3 separate regions of the Homo sapiens genome follow, and all the other regions are linked to region 2. Evidence: chromatin contacts called from ENCODE Hi-C or POLR2A ChIA-PET data. All regions are on one chromosome and are shown on one strand. Each heading gives the region's core, a stretch centred on a gene start or an enhancer-like site at or near the end of the contact. The rest is flanking DNA. Distances are from core to core; before and after follow the strand shown. Region 1 has its middle 4.5 kb from the start of DPEP3. Region 2 overlaps CDH1 (cadherin 1). Region 3 overlaps CYB5B (cytochrome b5 type B).

Region 1 (2,700 bases), core at 24-2,523, 770 kb before region 2:
GAGGGGATCCAGGGTTGGCTAACAGCCCAGCAGAGGTCTAGTTTGGGCATTACAACAACTGTTGTGGAGGAGGCACAGGTGGATTCTCTAAGGCATGGAGTTGAGGGACAAGATCAGACTAGGTCTCTTGGTCCTGAGAGCATGAGGGGGCTTGGTCTGACACGTTATTTCACCTGGGGCAGAAATCCTCCTTAAAGACAATACAAGGCTAGCTTCCAGCAGCTCCTCGTCATTTCCTGTTGAAAAAATCCTGGTGCAGGGGAAATAGATCTCAAAACTGCATCTGGGGCCGGATGCGGTGGCTTACCCCTATAATCCTAACACTTTGGGAGGCTGAGGCGGGCAGGTTGCTTGAGTCTAGGAGTTTGAGACAAGCTTGGCCAACACAGTGAAACCCCATCTCTACTAAAAATACAAAAATTAGCTGGGCAGGGTGGTGTGTGCCTGTAATCCCAGCTACTGAAGAGGCTGAGGCAGGAGAATCACTTGAACCTCGGAGGCGGAGGTTGCAGTGAGCCGAGTGCATTGCACTCCAGCCTGGGCAACAGAGCAAGACTCCGTCTCAAAACAAACAAAAACTGCATCTGGGTCAGCGCAGTGGCTCATGTCTGTAATCCCAGCACTTTGGGAAGCCAAGGCAAGCAGATTGCTTGAGTCCAGGAGTTTGAGACCAGCCTAGGCAACATGGTGAAATCCTGTCTTTACTAAAAATACAAAGTATTAGCCAGGCGTGGTGGTGCGCACCGGAGGTCCCAGCTACTCCAGAGGCTGAGGTAGGAGAATCACTTGAGGCCAGGAAGTTGAGGCTGCAGTGAGCTGAGATCGTGTCACTGCACTCCAGCCTGGGCAATGGGAGTGAGACCCTGTCAAAAAAAAAAAAAAAACAACGCTGGGGATGGTGGCTCACGCCTGTATTCCCAGCACTTTGGGAGGCCAAGTTGGGTGGATCGCCCGAGGTCAGGAGTTCGAGAGCAGCCTGGCCAACATAGTGAAACCCCGTCTGTACTAAAAATACAAAAAAAATTAGCTGGTCCTGGTGGCAGGTGCCTGTAATCCCAGCTACTCGGGAGGCTGAGGCAGGAGAATCACTTGAACCTGGGAGGCAGAGGTTCTAGTGAGCTGAGATCGCGCCACTGCACTCCAGCCTGGGCAACAAGAGGAAATTCCGTCTCAAAACAAAACAAAAAAAACCCTGAATCTGGGTAGCATCTGAACTTCCTGGGCCAGTTGCTGCTGAGAAAGGCCAATGACACAGACCGAATCTAAATTATCTTCCCTCTGCGTCTGTGTCTGTCTCTTGTTTTTCCACCTGGGCTCCCTGATAAGTGGGCATCCCCTTCTGGGCACCTCAAGAAGGGCCTTGGCCTCTGGCGACCACTTCCCCTTGTTGGTTGCTGTCTGCTCCTCCTCATGCCTGGGGGTTAATGGCCAAGTGTGACCCAGCTGCTTCTAGCTTTGGTTCTCTCAGGAAGGGCAGAGAAAGGTCATGTTTATTTTGGTCTCCCATAAATCTCCCCGGCCTGCCCAGAAGGTCTTTATTTAAGTGACTTGGAACAACATGAAGAATGGCAACTTTGCTAATAGTTTAAGAAAAGTGCAGAAGCATTGCATGTGCACCTGTTTCCTATATTATTATTATTATTATTATTATTATTATTATCATTATTATTTTAGCTTAGTTTTGTTTTGTTGTTTTTGGGTTTGTTTTGTTTTGTGTTTTTTTTTTGTTTTGTGTGCTACTCTGTCACCCAGGCTGGAGTGCAGTGGCGTGATCTCGGCTCACTGCAACCTTTGCTTCCTGGGTTCAAGTGATTTTCCTGCCTCAGTCTCCCAAGTAGCTGGGACCACAGGCGCGTGACACCACAGCCGGCTAATGTTTTGCGTCTTTAGTAGAGATGGGGTTTCACCGTGCTAGCCAGGATGGTCTCGATCTTCTGACCTTGTGATCCGCCCGCCTCGGCCTCCCAAAGTGCTGGGATTACAGGTGTGAACCACCGCTCTCAGCCTATTATTTTAAATTGTTTTGCTGGGCATAGTGGCACACGCCTGTAATCCCAGCACTTTGGGAGGGCAAGGTGGGTGGATCACTTGAGTCTGGCAGTTTGAGACCAGCCTGGGCAACATGGTGAAACCTCGTATCTACAAAAAATACAAAAATTAGCTGGACATGGTGGTGCGCGCCTATGGTCCCAGCTACTCAGGAAACAGAGTGGGGAGGATCACTTGAGCCCAGGGGGTTGAGGCTGCAGTGAGGCATGATTGTGCCACTGCACTCCAGCGGTGACAGAGACCCTGTCTCAGGAAAAATAAAAAAAGTATTATTTTAATGGGCAGCCCCCAGAACTGGAAGAGGTTCAGAGGACTCCCTATTTCCTACATTAGACATGTGAAAAGGACAGGGCATGAAGTTACAATTAATTTTTTAAATGTTATCAAAATAATACATAAGCACAGTTTAAAATGTTTGCTTATGGTTGGCTAGGTAAATCAAAGTTACCCTACTCCATCTGGGCACAGTGGCTTACTCCTGTAATCCTAGCACTTTGGGAGGCCAAGGTGGGAGGATTGCTTTAGTCCAGGAGTTCGAGACCAGCCTGGGCAACATAGGGAGATCCCTGTCTCTATAAAAAAATTTAAAAATCCTCCTTCTAAGTGAAGTAATGAAAAAAAGAAAGCTGGCCGGATGCAGTGGCTCTAGCT
Region 2 (2,700 bases), core at 97-2,596:
CAGGCATTTTCTAGAGAAGGAATCCTGAGGGCTCATTTTCACATCTCCTTCATTTTTTATTTATTTATCTTTCTCTTTTGACCTGCCACTTTAGGAACATCTCCTTTAAAGGGTATCAGATTCAAACCAGGAAATAATGCTCATTCCAAGCCACTCCCCACCCCTCAGCATGTTGCCCAAGAGGAATATTGCTCCAGCAGAGTTTTCTAAATTTTTTTTTTTTTTTTTTTTGAGACAGAGTCTTGCTCTTGTTGCCCAGGCTAGAGTGCAGTGGCCTGATCTCGGCTCATTGCAACCTCTGCCTCCCGGGTTCAAGCGATTCTCCCACCTCAGCCTCCGGTGTAGCTGGGATTACAGGCATGTGCCACCACACCTGGCTACTTTTTGTATTTTTCGTAGAGACGGGGTTTCACCATGTTGGCCAGGCTGGTCTCCAACTCCTGACCTTAGGTGATAAGCCCTCCTCGGCCTCCCAAAGTGCTGGGATTACAGGCATGAATGAGCCACTGTGCCTAGCCGAGTTTTCTAAAGATTCTTCCTGCAGAGGGATGATATTTTCTAAACAGGCATCATTTAGGGCATATTTTTTTTTTTTTTTTGTGCATGTATACGAGTGTTCCTAGGACCTGGTACTTACTTTGGAATCTCACCTTCAGTACGAGGCTTCCTCCCCAACAAATTCTTCACCACAACTATGTGGGAGTGTTTGAAAAAGGGAACAAGATGACCAACTTGTTGGTGGGGAGAGTTGTGGCTTTCCTATTGGAAAACATCATCCCTTGAATAAGCAGTGAGGCAAACACCTGGGCACTTACTTTATGAACAGGTGGGGTGGGGCCCTGAGTCACCGACATTGAGAGGCCTCTCCTGGTAAGGTTTTTCAATATCAGGTTGAATCAGCGGTGACATCACCCTCTATAGTGACAGGTACTCTAGGTGCCGGCTCTTACTCATAAGTCCCAGGAGATACTAGCCCTAGATCTCGTCTCTGTTAGCTTCGTGCTAAAAGGTTTTGGAGAAATAACAGCTGCTTGGTGACGTTCATGTGGCTGGTTTCATTACCACCTAACTCCCAGGCTTGTAATCATGACTAAATTTTCTGGAGAAAATAGAATTTGTGGTTGTATTTCTTGTAACTTTTGCCTTCTTGTCTCAAGTCTGCATTTAAAAAGAGGCCGGGTGCGGTAGCTCATGCCTGTAATCCAGCACTTCGGGAGGCCAAAGTGGGAGGATTGCTTGAGCCCAGAAGTTGGAGACCAGATTGGGCAACAAAGGGAAACCCTGTCTCTACATACAAAAACAATTACCCAGGCATGGTGGCGTGTGCCTGTGATCCCAGCTTCATGGGAGGCTGAGGCAGGTAGATCCCTTGAGTCCAGGAGGTTAAGGCTGCAGTGAGCTGCGTTTTGCACCACTGCACTCCAGCTTGGGTGACAGAGCGAGACGCTCTCTCAAAAACAAAAAACAAAACAAAACAAAGCCCTCTTCTACTCCTTGAGGTTTTTGGATGTTTCAGAGCTGTATTTTGAGTCTCTGATTTTTGTTTTGTTTTGTTTTGAGACAGAGTCTTGCTCTGTCACCCAGGCTGGAGCGCAGTGTTGGAGTCTCAGCTCACTGCAACCTCCACCTCCCAGGTTCAAGCTATTCTCCTTCCTCAGCCTCCCGAGTAGCTGGGATTATAGGCCAGCGCCACCATGCCCGGCTAATTTTTGTATTTTTAGTAGAGACAGGGTTTCACCATGTTGGCCAGGCTGGTCCTGACCTCAAGTGATCCGCCCACCTTGGCCTCCCAAAGTGCTGGGATTACAGGTGTGAGCCATGGCAACCAGCTGAGTTTTTGATTTTGAAACTTCCTGTAAGTTGTACTTATTTTTCTTTGGGCTTTGTAATTTGGTTATGATTTTTCATTCTTCTTTCTGCTAATCCTCTCACTTCCACCATGGGAGTGTTTAAATACCTGGGAAGCTGTTGAACCTAGGAAACCACATTTTACTTGCCAGATGTGAGGTTTCATTTCTGGTTTTGACAGAGATTTGACTCTTCAGCATTTATTTCTCTTTTAGCCTATGAGCTTCTCTTAGAGAAGATGAACTGGGAGGGTGGAATGCAGCAGGATTGCCTGGATTCCAATCCCAACTGGACCCTTACTTTTCCTGTGATTTTGGGCAAGTTTCTTTCTCTTTCTTTCTTTCTCTCTCTCTTTTTCTTTCTCTCTCTCTCCTTCCTTCCTTCCTTCCTTCCTTTCTTTCTTTCTTTTTTTTGAGACAGGGCCTTTTTCTGTCACCCAGGCTGGAGTGGAGTGGTACAATTTTGGCTCACTGCAACCTCTGCCTCCTGGGCTCAAGTCATCCCCATCCTCCCACCTCAGCCTCCCAAGTAGCTGGGACTACAGGTGCATGCCACCACTCCAGGCTAATCTTTTTTTTTTTTTTTTTTGTATTTTTTGTAGAGACGAGGTTTTGCCATGTTGCCCAGGCTGGTTTTGAACTCCTGAGCTCAAGCCATCTGCCCGCCTCAGCCTCCCAAAGTGCTGGGATTACGGATGTGAGTTGCTGCACTGGCCTGCAAGTTTCTTTCTTTTTTTTCAAATTTTTTTGTGTCCCTCCCCTCTATCCCAACCCCACCCCATTTTGCCTAGGGTAGGCTTCTTTTTATTTCTTTTTTTTTTTTTTTTTTTTTTTTTTTGAGAGAGAGAGAGAG
Region 3 (2,700 bases), core at 23-2,522, 710 kb after region 2:
TTCAATGATGATTTCTCTGGCATATTAGACTTTTATTTTTTCCCCCATGGAAGCACTTGAGGAAATAAATAGTACACTGGCTGTTTTCTGCCAGCAACTGTGGTGATTTTTCTCCCTGTCCTTTGAGAATTGCTAGTCTGCTTCTGAGCCATTGTCATATCCAGCAGGGAGCAGCTTGGTTCAAGAAGGACCATAGAGGCTGCTCAGCATCTCCTCCCTCCCTCCCAGCTTGCCAGGGATTTGATGAGACAGGAAACTGCCCAGCAAACCAGGGACTGCCCATGTAAACTATTTAAGAAAAAGTTCAACCCAGGTCTTGTATCCTGTGATTTAGCAGTTGAATGAATACAGAATTCATCAAAATAATATTAACCTTGTACTTGCACACTTGGATATATTTGGGAGTAATTTTAGGAGATTTCTGGCTGACTTTTATTATCAGGGATATGGGTTTAGTAAAGCTTTTATCTTTAGAAAAATGTTTGTATGCATTATAAGATGCTACTTTTAAGACAATATTGAAAAAAACTTTGGTTATTATTTAACAAAAGTGGTATGACTTGATGCTTCTCTATTTAAAGGCAAGGAAGGATTGGTATATGATTGCCTGTAATAAATAAATTGCGTGATTATTGGAGTACATTGGGGTAAAAGTAAAGAACAGAGGAGTATTGAGGAGCTTGAAAGGGAACATTCAAACTAAAGCCAAGCCTGAAGATAACTTGAATCAGTTGTAAAAGTGTGTTGGCAATGTCCGAAATTGAATGAAAAACATCTGGCTTATAAGAAATGTTAAAGAACTACCATCTTAAGTAAAATTGGTGTTTTTGTTATTTTTAAGGTAAATGCCAATGCAAAAGGTATGTTTTTCTACTTCACATTGGTTTTCTTTTCCTGTTTACATCTGCACTTGTTTTTTGCTGAGAGCCAGAGGAAAAGATAATTAGACTTTGTCTCTTCCACCCATGAAATCCCCCAGTACCCAGGGCTTCTTCTGAACTACTGCCGATGTGATGTCACTTTGTATCTGGAAAATCACTTTGGGGTCCATTTACTGTTATTTTGTTGCCTACAAAAACAGCCAGGTGAAAGCTAAATCTTGTGTGAGAGTTTGCAGAGGTTTTTCTATACAATAAAGTAGTATAGCACACTAGCCAAATCCATCCAAAAGGACCTTTTTTTTAGGAAGTAGACTTGAATTCACAAAACAGTCTTGACATGGGTAGCTGGTGAAAAACCCTCTGGAGAGCAAGTGGAGCCAGTCCCCATTGGCTGACAGTGCCACCTGGAGCTGGTCTCTGGGGTGTTCGGTTGTTTATTCCTGAGGAAGACTAGCTGCTGCTGCTGCTGCTGCTGCAAACTGTACTGTACACATCATGGCTGCTGGACACGAAGGAGGAGGTGAGAGAAGTTTCATGCTACCGAAATAGAGGGTGTTGGTACCACTGCCCCTGGCCTGAGAGCCAGGGTTTAAACCTGCCTCAGTAGAGTCTAGTTTGAAATGACACCAAAATTCCTCAGCCCCTACTCAGCAATTGGTTTTGGTTTCCAAATGACTTCTGCATTTGTAAAGATAACAGAGTGGTGGGGTCAAAGTTTATCTTGTGTTTAGATCTCTTCAAGACTGCTTAAGCAAAAACAAAAATCCCTTGGAACCTATCGTTTGAGCCTGTAAAGTTGTTTTAGCAGTTGTCATAAATGCATATGTTGTGAAATCAGAACACTGTCGAGTTTATACTCATTTAGCTGCAATGTGGGACAATGAAAAATGCTTTACAGGCCTGGAGTATCATTACTTATGGTATCTCCTGCTTTAAAATCTCAAGCGATATCTATCTGGTTAAATTCCATTTTAGGAGATTGAGATGCAGAACGTTAATGTTCATTACCTCCTCCTACCCCAAGAGAAATGGATTCAGACATGTCTTGTCTCAACAAGAAATTGATTTTTTTTTAAACTATCTTATTCTGTTGCCAAATATCACAGAAGTAATGAGGAGTTTAGTTACATTTGGCTGTTGTGCTCTGAAAGAGCCAGGTTTGGAATTTGTGGGGGTGATCTAGGAAGAAGGTTCCAAAGAAGCAGAGGCATTTGTCAAGTTACCTACCCTATATCCAGCATCCTCCTCATGAGCTTCAGTAGCTGCTCTTTGCCCACGCTTGTATCCTACGTTTGCTATTTGGGCAAACCATTACTTCAGTTATTTAACTTCCCTTTTTTTTTAACTTCACCTTTGACTATGAACAAGTAACGGTAACATTCCTTTTGTGTATTCAATAATGCAGTTAGTTTACCTTTTTCAGAATATTTTGAACAAAGATCTTTGTCTCTTTCTGCTGGAATGCGCACACAGTGAACGTTTGTTAGAACTACACACAATAAAGACACTGTTTTCCTTTTCTTGCCCCGACTACACTTATTATTTTTAATTTAAAAAGGTGTTTTTTAAGTAGAAGTGTTGGTTTTGTAATCCTCAGGTGTTCTGGAAGAAAAGGATTTCAGAAGCATGACAGTCTCCCGTGTCTGTGCTAATGGTGTGTTTAGCATAACGTGGTGGGGAGTTCCGTGGTTCTCCAGGATTCTCCTCACTGTTCTTTTCGTGAAGTGAATCGTTCATTTGATAATCGTGAAATGCAAAAAGCAAGGCTGTGTTTTAATGGCTGTGAAGTGGGAACGGGGTAGCCAGGTTTGAGGTTCTG

What was found. Hi-C counts contacts between places; a loop is a spot of excess contacts on that map. ChIA-PET counts read pairs that join two places held with the same protein, here RNA polymerase II (POLR2A). Pooled maps may share reads with other maps.
Region 1: a pooled map shows a loop between it and region 2 (2.8-fold over the local background). The contact joins two enhancer-like sites. A Hi-C loop is called at or near these places in 1 of 37 single-sample maps with no recorded cell type and 2 of 50 pooled maps. POLR2A ChIA-PET finds 5 or more read pairs at or near these places in 1 of 52 experiments (OCI-LY7).
Region 3: a map with no recorded cell type shows a loop between it and region 2 (9-fold over the local background). The contact joins two enhancer-like sites. A Hi-C loop is called at or near these places in 8 of 37 single-sample maps with no recorded cell type and 4 of 50 pooled maps. POLR2A ChIA-PET finds 5 or more read pairs at or near these places in 1 of 52 experiments (GM10248).

Annotation. Positions count from the first base shown.
Region 1 is chr16:67,983,683-67,986,382 of GRCh38, forward strand. No RefSeq gene overlaps it. Among named protein-coding and RNA genes, the nearest start is that of DPEP3, 4.5 kb to the left of the region's middle. RefSeq lists silencers at 1,022-1,121, 1,244-1,538. Within about 2 kb of position 1,274, at least 8 of the 41 ENCODE cell types and tissues checked have a DNase peak (open chromatin) inside an H3K27ac peak, as active enhancers do; they include OCI-LY7, where a contact is called at or near this core.
Region 2 is chr16:68,755,550-68,758,249 of GRCh38, forward strand. All of the region lies in intron 2 of CDH1 (cadherin 1), which reads left to right. Among named protein-coding and RNA genes, the nearest start is that of CDH1, 20 kb to the left of the region's middle. RefSeq lists enhancers at 978-1,122, 1,116-1,215, 1,707-1,851, 1,896-1,945 and cis regulatory regions at 1,050, 1,779. Within about 2 kb of position 1,347, at least 16 of the 41 ENCODE cell types and tissues checked have a DNase peak (open chromatin) inside an H3K27ac peak, as active enhancers do; they include OCI-LY7, where a contact is called at or near this core.
Region 3 is chr16:69,463,864-69,466,563 of GRCh38, forward strand. CYB5B (cytochrome b5 type B) reads left to right here. Exons shown (of 5, transcript NM_030579.3): 5 at 1-2,401. Among named protein-coding and RNA genes, the nearest start is that of CYB5B, 41 kb to the left of the region's middle. Within about 2 kb of position 1,273, at least 5 of the 41 ENCODE cell types and tissues checked have a DNase peak (open chromatin) inside an H3K27ac peak, as active enhancers do.